Linked DNA regions of Mus musculus: region 2 is linked to region 1. Evidence: chromatin loops called from intact Hi-C (ENCODE). Cell type or tissue: heart. All regions are shown on one strand. Links, peaks and the distances in the headings refer to the core of each region. The heading gives the core; the rest is flanking DNA.

Region 1 (4,390 bases), core at 224-4,223:
TGGTCTTTTGAAAATCAGACTTGATCAACTGTTACTCTGTGAGTCAAAAGCTTCACACTGTGGCCAAACCCCGTCTCCCCTGACACACTTAAGCTGCTGGCTGAGGCCTGCAGAACCCCCTTCTCCGCTTATCTAATTGTTTACACATTCTTGTCCCTTCATACTCTCCCACTGGTCCTTCAGTGCCTGCATCTGGCACATTCTCCCGTTAGCCACACAATGTTCCCACATGCAGTTCTGAAGTCTGGACATCTGTGCCCTCTCCATGTAATTAGCTGCTAATTAATTTTTCAGTCCTGTGTTGAAACCTTGTTCTCAGGTCAAGTCCCACGACCTGTGCACCAGGGCAGGATTCCTGTCATACGCAACACCACAGCTTCATAGCAACTGCCACAGATTAAATTTTAGCAAGTGTTTACTTTGCACTCTGATTTCTTTGTTTGTTTTCTCTTTTACTTTCTATTTCTTTTGCCTATCAAGTCTACGGCATAAAGTGGGCACTAAATATCTATTGAATAAACTACATAGACTTGAACTGGTATCAGGAGGAGCCCATGACTGAACTCAGTCGCCTTCAAAATAAAGGCTGTACAAGGTGTGTGTTTCCCATGCTATTTAACTCTGTACTCCTAAAGAACAGAAACGAATGCTCTCGTTTCCTTCTAAAAACCGGACAGCCAGGTGACTGAAGAGAAAGGCTGCGTACAGGGCTCCAGGGAAGAAGGTTTAGTACGTGTCCACACTTGTCCACAAAGAGCATCCACCTTCCATCGCCTGAGTGTCATCGCCACGTGAAATGCAGGACAGGACCACTAAGGCTGTCCCTTTACATAGGGGACTAGGTGAAGCCAAGAATTCCTATGAAATTACTCTAAACATGACAAAGTTCATCCCGTGAGAAATTCATTGATTATATTTTACACAAACTGCAAATGCAATGGGCCCTCTTTCTGAATGCAGTGGCAAGGAGCTGCACTGTAACTTGCGCAGTGTATGTCACCTTTAGCGTAGTTGGTTGTTATTCCCTGATGCACCTTGCTGCCCCCGAGAAGCACAGGGAAAGGCTGCTGAGCTACAAAGTGGCTCAGTTCAAGAGCAGATCACTTGGCAAGGAAGACAACGGTCTTGGTCTCAAGAGCTGAACTTCCTGGCTCCCAGAGGACCGGGAAGTCTCCAGGAATCCCCTTTGTCATTCTTTCCCTTTCAGCACACACATATATGAAAATGTGTCTGGGCGGGTATGTATCGTGTAAGTGTACCCATATATACACACCAGCCCCCTCTTCAGCATTTCATCAGTGACTTGACGTGGAAATAGAGGAATTGTGTAGCTGGCCTTTGCTACTTTGTGGGTTCTTCTTTTTTCCACCCTTTATCCCCTCGGTTTCACTCCCTAATACTAGATAGGAGAGAAACAAGGATAGAATAAAAAGAAAGCCCTGCATCTAACTTATTTCTTTGGTTTTTCTTTGGCTATGGCTACTAACAAGCCTCAACCAACCTCCCTTAATGACCAACTACCACCTCCCCTGCATCTCGGGAGCCTAGCATCTATGCATCTTCTGGAAACTTCCCAGAATTCCAAAGGTTACACAACTGCAGAAAATTATCTGCAGTTGTCAAGACCACACTTCTGTTAGCGCACTGGGCAAGTCATAGTCAGCTGCTGTGGATAACGAAGCAGCCCCACACCCCTACACCAGGGATTAAAACAAAAGCACATTCTTATAATATTTCTGTATTTTCAAAAGAAACCAAAATCCCAGAATTCTCAAAAAATGTCACTACAGAGCTGTTTTACACTTTTAGATGAACAGAGCAGAGGAGGTTGGTGGGCTGGGGATATAGCTCAGGGTGTGCAGTATGCACTCAGCATGCACAAGACCCTAGCTTAAATCACAAATGCCCCCCAAAGTGGTGAGGGTGCTTAATATTTAGCAAAGCAGAAACAACTGTCCACCCAGTGCAGCGGAAGCTGGCGACAATACGCGTAAAGGCCAGGCCTCATGCTCTACTCAGTGCTCCATGATGGAAAGAGACATAAGCTACACTAAAAACAAAAGCCCATGCTGAGCCCCTGATGCTTGCACTTGGTATCCACACTGAACATGGGAGTGGCCAGCGACTTTTTCTAATCAAATGAATACAAGGAAGGTAAGATCTCAATTGTTGGGTCAGTTGATAACTCCCATTGGGTTAAAAGTCCTATTTGCTTACTGGCTTTTTGGAAGCAAACAGCTATGGTCGGAAGATTTAGAGACAAGAAGCTGTGGTTGACCTAAGCCAACAGCCAGCAAAAAGCCTAGCCAGTCATCACTCCAATAGCCAGCTGGAAACTGTTTCCAGCAACCACATGAACTTGGATGTCTACCCTTATCCAGTTACCTTAGTTAAACTTGCAAGCCCTAGCAGATTCATTGATTGTATCTTTGTGAAATCAGGAAGCAGAGGAAACATCTTGTCCAAGTCTGGAAACTCCCAACCCACAGAAATTTTGAGGCAATAATCATGCATTGATTTGGTAAGATTTTGGTGATGCTGTTACACAGCAAAGAAGAGCTTGGGCTGTGTCTGGTGTGAGGAATATGGCAGTAGGAGATCCTGCACAGGAAAATGACTGAAGAAAGAAAAGGCAGAGAGCATTACATAGAAACGACCAGTAGGGGGAGCCTAGAGACCGAGCAGTAAAAGCTGCCTAAGCACGGGCCTCAGACAGGGGCTGGAATTACTCGCTGGAGGCTCAGCTGCACTGGATTGAAAGGGAGGATGTTTCCAAATATTTGCAGTGTTTTCACCATGGCCAACGTCTAGATGGAAAGGAACCCGAGTAAGGAAGTAAGTGCAGCTTCTGGAAACTGCGCAGTACAGAATCAGATAGCAATGGTGAGGCTCAGCAGAGCTGGCCACACCACGGACTCCTCTATAAGCATGGAGAAAATATCCATTAAAACAACAAGACAAAGGAGACTATGAAGATATCCATGCAAGTATGGGGACTTGGCATGTGCTGGGAAGGCAGAGACACGTAATCCCTGAGGACTGCTAGGCGAGCTGTACAGGCGAGCTGGCGAGCTCCGGTCTTAGTGAGAGACGCTGTCTCCACCTACAAGGTAGAGACCGAGGAATGACAGTCAACATCTACCTTTGTCTGTTATGCCCATGTGAACACATGTATACATGCAATCATGTACATGCGCATATACACAGATGCACAAACAGATCAAAATGAAGGAGAGAGCTGAGGAAATATCTCCGTTAGCAAAGTACTCGCTATGTGAACATGACGACATGAGTTAGATCCCAAAACCCAGTTAGATGTGGTAGTTCCATGTTTGTAATCTCTGTGCCAGGGAGGCAGGAACAGGAGGCGAGATCCCTTGGGCTTGCTGGCCAGCCAGTCTGGTTTGCCTGAGTTCCAGAGACAGACCATGTCTCAAAACTCCAAGGTGGAAGATTCCTGAGGAATAACAATTGAGGTCCTCTGGCCTCCACACGTACACGTACACGTACACACATGAACGAAGTACACACATGAACGTGTACCAATGCATAAACTGCACACACTTGTGCGTGTGCACATGCTCTCTCTCTTGTGTACACACACACACACACACACACACCCCAAAATATTTACTGAGATATTCACACTCCAAACAATCACTTTAACTGGCCCAAAGGAGAGCAAAGATATGTCAACTATCCTAAACTCACAGATAATATGCTAGGCCTGGGGCCTCTGACTGCCCCAGTCTAACTACCTAACCCACCCTCAGGGGCTTCTGATAAATGACTTGTAGATTTGATTGATTGCCTAAGTCTGGGTCCAGAGGCCACAAAAGATTTGCAGAAGAGAGACCAAACAGCTGTTAGAAAACCCGAGGAGAAACACAACCAACCAACTTAAAAATTATTTCAGAAAATGTCTTGTAGAACCAGAGTCCTCCAACTAGAGCAGCTCACTTAAAATATTTTGTTTCCATCTTCTCCAGTGTCTCCATCTTTCTCTTCCCTGTTGCTTTGAATGCCTGTCTGCTTAAACGGGATGCCCTCACTGCTTCACTGTTGTCTCAGTGACTGCTTTGCAGAGTGAGTGAGTTACTGTAACAGGGCCTCAGACAGGATGAGATGTGCAATGAGATGTGCAGGCAGCAGCCAGTGGGACAGCTCTGCACTGGGGGTGGGGGTGGGGGTTGAGCATAATCTCCATACAAATGCAGCCTGCCCACTGGAGCACCACAGCAGAGCTTCCAAGGGACCCAACAAAAGGATCTGGGGACAGGAGCACTAGATAGGAGCTCGGTTACTCACTATGTATTCCTTCAAGTAGCAGCAGTGTGGGGGCAGGTGGAACTGTGTCACCAGGCAGAAAAACTGGTAAGGTCAAGTTGAT
Region 2 (4,390 bases), core at 217-4,216, 520 kb after region 1:
CTTCAGCAATGACCATTCTGTTTGTTTTTAAAAATGGATGATGGAATGGTTTCCCATATTCCTCACATATTTATGATCTATATTGTGACTTACTAATGAAGTATCTACTATTGACCCGTAAGAAAGGAGGAAAGACATGATCAAGAATTCGGTTTTTTCCTTGTCTATTAGGCAGACATGAAACAGAGCACTGTTTGCTGTAATATGAAATGTGTTCTCACAAGCAGGGGAGACACAAATGCAAAATGAGAAAATGAGCAGGGATATCAAGAGCCCATTTATAGAAAAGTAAAGTCCAAGTAGGAAATAAATCCCGAGGGGAAAAAATCATAGCTAGTACAAAAAAAAAAAAAGAGTAGTAATGAACTGTGATGCTGTGTTCATCGGGTGGGCAACCGTTTACAAAGGAAACTAACCCTGCTGCTGGACATGTGGGGCAAGCCACCTTTGGCACAACTGTGAATTGCTAGTGCCTTTGGAAAGCAACTGGAGTTAGCTGCTACATACATACACATACATACATACATACATACATACATACATACACACACACACACACACACACACACACCCTTCCGTCATCTCAGGAAGTGTGCTTCTTGCTGCTCATTGGCTCTTATGGTGCAGCTCCTGACATGGAAGCAGAACCTGAAATGTTAGAACTGGGAGACTCCAGGCGTTGAGTTCTTCCTCGCTCAGGCCTGGGCAAATGATTCTAAGTGTATCCAATTTAAGACACTCTTAGAGCTTTTACAGAAGGCTGGAGCAAGGATGCATGTCTCCTCTGGTTTCAGACTTGGAAGGATTTGATCTGCTAAAAGCCACCATGACATAGAATCGGGCCGTGAATGCCCAGATCAAAGCACACGTGCGTGGTGAGCTCAGCTGTTGTGACGCAGACTCCTGCGCTGTATTCATCCGCATGCTGTGCTTCCTGCAAATGGCTCAGTCAAGACTAAACACTGTAGGGATGCTAATAGGAGTGGGAGATTTTGGCTTACAGACTACCCATAAATCTCTCTGAAACTTTCTTGGAACTGTGAGGTGTTCTGAACCCCTGCCAACCAACACTTCTGTCTTCTCTGCTTCACAGGTGTTAGTGCTGTACGAGGGTTTAAAGGTTCTCCATGCCTTCTCTGGCCCTTCCCTTTTCATCTTTTCCAACAGTGCCCTAATGGATAACCTGCATGTATTTTGGCAGATGACTCTTCGAGGACCCAAACTAACACAAACACTGCTGGAAGAGTTCTGGGACGTGGTGCTGTGTTCGCCAACACTACTTAGCCTCACTCTGAGTGATGGTTAACTGGTAACTGTAGTCTGGGAGGGTGCTTTAAAGGAGAAAGCACAGATTGGTTGACTTGAACACAGAATGGTTATAGTTCTAGAGGTTATACATCTAAGATCAAAACGGAGGCAAGGTTGGCCTCTGCTGGGGCTTCTCTAAGTTTCTCGAGTGGCGCCTTCCTGGAGCTTTTCTCACATCTCCTGGTAGCTTCTCTCGGGGCATGCAAGCCCCTGGCAGCTTTTCTTCCCATAAGGACGGAAGTATTCATAGCTTTGGATCCACTTTTATGATCACATTTAGCCATAATTTGATCCTCGAAGTCCCTGTTTCTAAACTGTAATACGGGGGATAGGACTTCAGCACATGAATATGGAGGGAACCCATTCACTCCCTCATAGTTTGTCACAGTTTGAAGGGTTTCCCTGTTGTCATTCAGCTTACTGGTTCTTTTTTTTTTTTTTTTTTTTTTTGATCAGCGTATTCTTTGTCTTTCAAAATTATTCCTGGTCCCCGCCCCACAAAATCATTCCTCGTGCTTGTACAAACCCTGCTTCCTCTCTCTTCCCTGCTTCAGAAGTAACCCCTGATCTTGCCATAGTCAAAAGCAAATGTGTGCCCATTAAAGTAGTTCCCAGGCACTTTTTTAGATTTTTGCATTGATCAGGTACAGAGTCAATATTTCCAAAAGGTGGAAATAGCCAACAAACAGAAGAAATCCTGTCCATAAATTTCAACGTGTGACAACTACTGCCACCTGTTGGTAGCAACAGTAATGGTGTGTTTTTTAGTTTAGTTTGTTGGGGACCATGGAGAGGATGGGAGGGTAAGGGTGATGTAATATCTCTGTTACTCTTTGCTGTTCCTTACCCCTCTGCCTCAGTGCAGAGCCAAGTTGAAGAATTCATTAGAATGCTTAAATAAAGGGACAAAATGCAGAGGTGTGGCTGAAGTTACAAGAACAAAGGACAGTGATGCACTTAGGGGTTAGAGTGAAGGCAAGATGCTACCAGATACCATCAGCAGGGACTACACAGAACGCTGGATCAGAAACAGCCGCTGCTCGCTGAATGAGAGCTGTGGTCTCAAGGCTGCAGAAATTCGTTTGTTTGATAGAGTAGGAGGGGGACATATATCACAATCTCTCTCCCTCTCTCTCTCTCTCTCTCTCTCTCTCTCCCCTCCATTCTTAACCCATGCCAGAGAGGCAAAGAAACTTGGGCAGTACCTCTGCGAAGGACAAGGCAGGGCAGGGAGGGATGGAGGGTGGATTTGGAGAGTTAACCAGCACTTTACCAACATAACCAGACCCATTCCTATAAACAGATGAAAATCACCTCATATTGTGCATATTTACTTTACATGTCTGATACCTATATTAACCTAAGATTAAGTTATCAAATATCTCATCTGTGATGGTGATACTCCTGTACCTCGTTACAGAGGAAATCAAAAGTATTTTTAAATAAATGAAAGAATGAATAGACTCTCATTTTCTGACTTCAGTTTAGCGTCTTGCTGGAGGGAAGGCTTAATGCAGCCTGTGTTAAGTATGAATGCTCGGTGACTTTCTATCTTGAGTTCAACATGCCAGCATTCCAATTTTGAATGATACATATATCAACAAAAGATACAAGGTAAATTCTCCTAGATCCTGGTTGTTGGTTTATGTGAGGAACAAATATGAATACCATTTTCTATGACTCTTCCCCCCCCCAGTGTGTCTTTTTGAACATAAAGTATATAGCATATTTTAAAAATAGTCTACTATATTTATCTCTAACCTGGCTAAACATTCACAACAAAGGCTATAAATGGAAGTGAAAGTCACCTTTATCTCTAAAGGCAGCAGTAAGATCAACCCCAACTGCATTCAAATGTGGCCAGACAGCTGAACTTTTAAATAAATAGCCTGTCAAAGGACAGCAGATAAACAGTACCCCATCTGCTTACAGCTTAATCAGTGGGTATTGTTATAGTCAGTGCCTACATCTCTTCTCCTAAAGACAGAAAAACTACGCTTGCAGTGACTAATGTCCTTCCCTTTCCTCTGACCATTGTAAAGGTACTATACCTGTAGAAGGTGCCTGATCGGACATTTAAGACAATCAGACAAGGATCCTCATCATGACTGTCTAATTACCATGTTGACAGAATGACAGGATCACATCAATATTTTAGTAGTATTGTCAATCTCTAAACCCTGGAGCAGTTAGTTCTCTCTCCAAATGTCACAGTCCTTGGACATTCCTCAGAAGGGTGGGGGAGAATAATGGAAATTGTTGGTACTCTGTTGTTAGAGAAAAAGGAATGTTTATAATCTACAAGGCATTTCTGGGCGTGCATATATAGCATGGAAAGGCGTTTCAGTGGAAAGCACATACATTCTGACGGACGAGTGTTGCTAAGTGCACGATTCAGCAAATGTTCCACTATATTGAGTTTCAGGCATCGGCTGAATTATATTATGGTGAGATTTGTGATTAAGGTATGTTAACTCAAAACGACAAGCAAGGGCATTTAAAGCCCACATTTCAATGAAACCTGGCAGCCCAAAAACAGCTGCCTTAAGTCCACTCCTCTAGTATTTCAAAGGAAGAATATCAACGGGTTTCTGATAGCATATGTGCCAACTGCAGAAATTCTAGAGCAGTGTGAGAGACTGTGGGTGAAAGGTCACACTGCCTTGTACAGATGGCACGTTTAATTATTAAAGAGCATTTTTCATCATTTAATCATCTCAGGCCTTGAAATAAAAGGTCTTCTTGGGTATCCTGAAGTTTATTGCAACCTAAACTCCACTCTCTGACTTGTGTGAAGCCAGTAAGTAGCATATGTTATTTCATACCCTAACTTGATTTACATTCTCATGGGAGTTGGATTTGTTTTGCAGGCAGGCTCTAAAAGACATCTCATGGGGGAAAAAAGATGAAGGTCATGTCTTTGGCAGAGAATTTTTAAATTAAATCTTTGTTTCAGTCTTAAATCTGGCTCAAATTCCACCGGAGAATGGCATCTTCTTCAAAATTACTTGTATGTCTGCTACACAATTTCTTCTCTAACTTCAAAATGTTTTGAAAAATAGTCACTGCAAATTCTGTCTAC

What was found. Peaks named below come from ENCODE experiments on the same cell type or tissue, not always from the same donor. Only the 100,000 strongest peaks of a DNase experiment are listed, where the experiment ranks them.
Region 2: a loop joins it to region 1, with 11 times the contacts of the local background. A loop is called at or near these places in 38 of 42 quality-filtered maps.

What each region holds. Positions count from the first base shown.
Region 1 is chr5:4,959,466-4,963,855 of GRCm38, forward strand. The region is part of intron 10 of Cdk14 (cyclin-dependent kinase 14); the gene reads right to left. Among named protein-coding and RNA genes, the nearest start is that of Fzd1, 200 kb to the left of the region's middle. In heart, for the core only: a CTCF peak has its summit at 2,664 (motif pointing right); a DNase peak (open chromatin) is centred at 2,716; H3K27ac peaks cover 770 bases.
Region 2 is chr5:5,479,795-5,484,184 of GRCm38, forward strand. Gm30325 (a long non-coding RNA gene) reads left to right here. Exons shown (of 5, transcript XR_868230.3): 2 at 1,202-2,063. Among named protein-coding and RNA genes, the nearest start is that of Gm30325, 2.8 kb to the left of the region's middle. In heart, for the core only: a CTCF peak has its summit at 2,040 (motif pointing left); no DNase peak of the experiment used is centred there.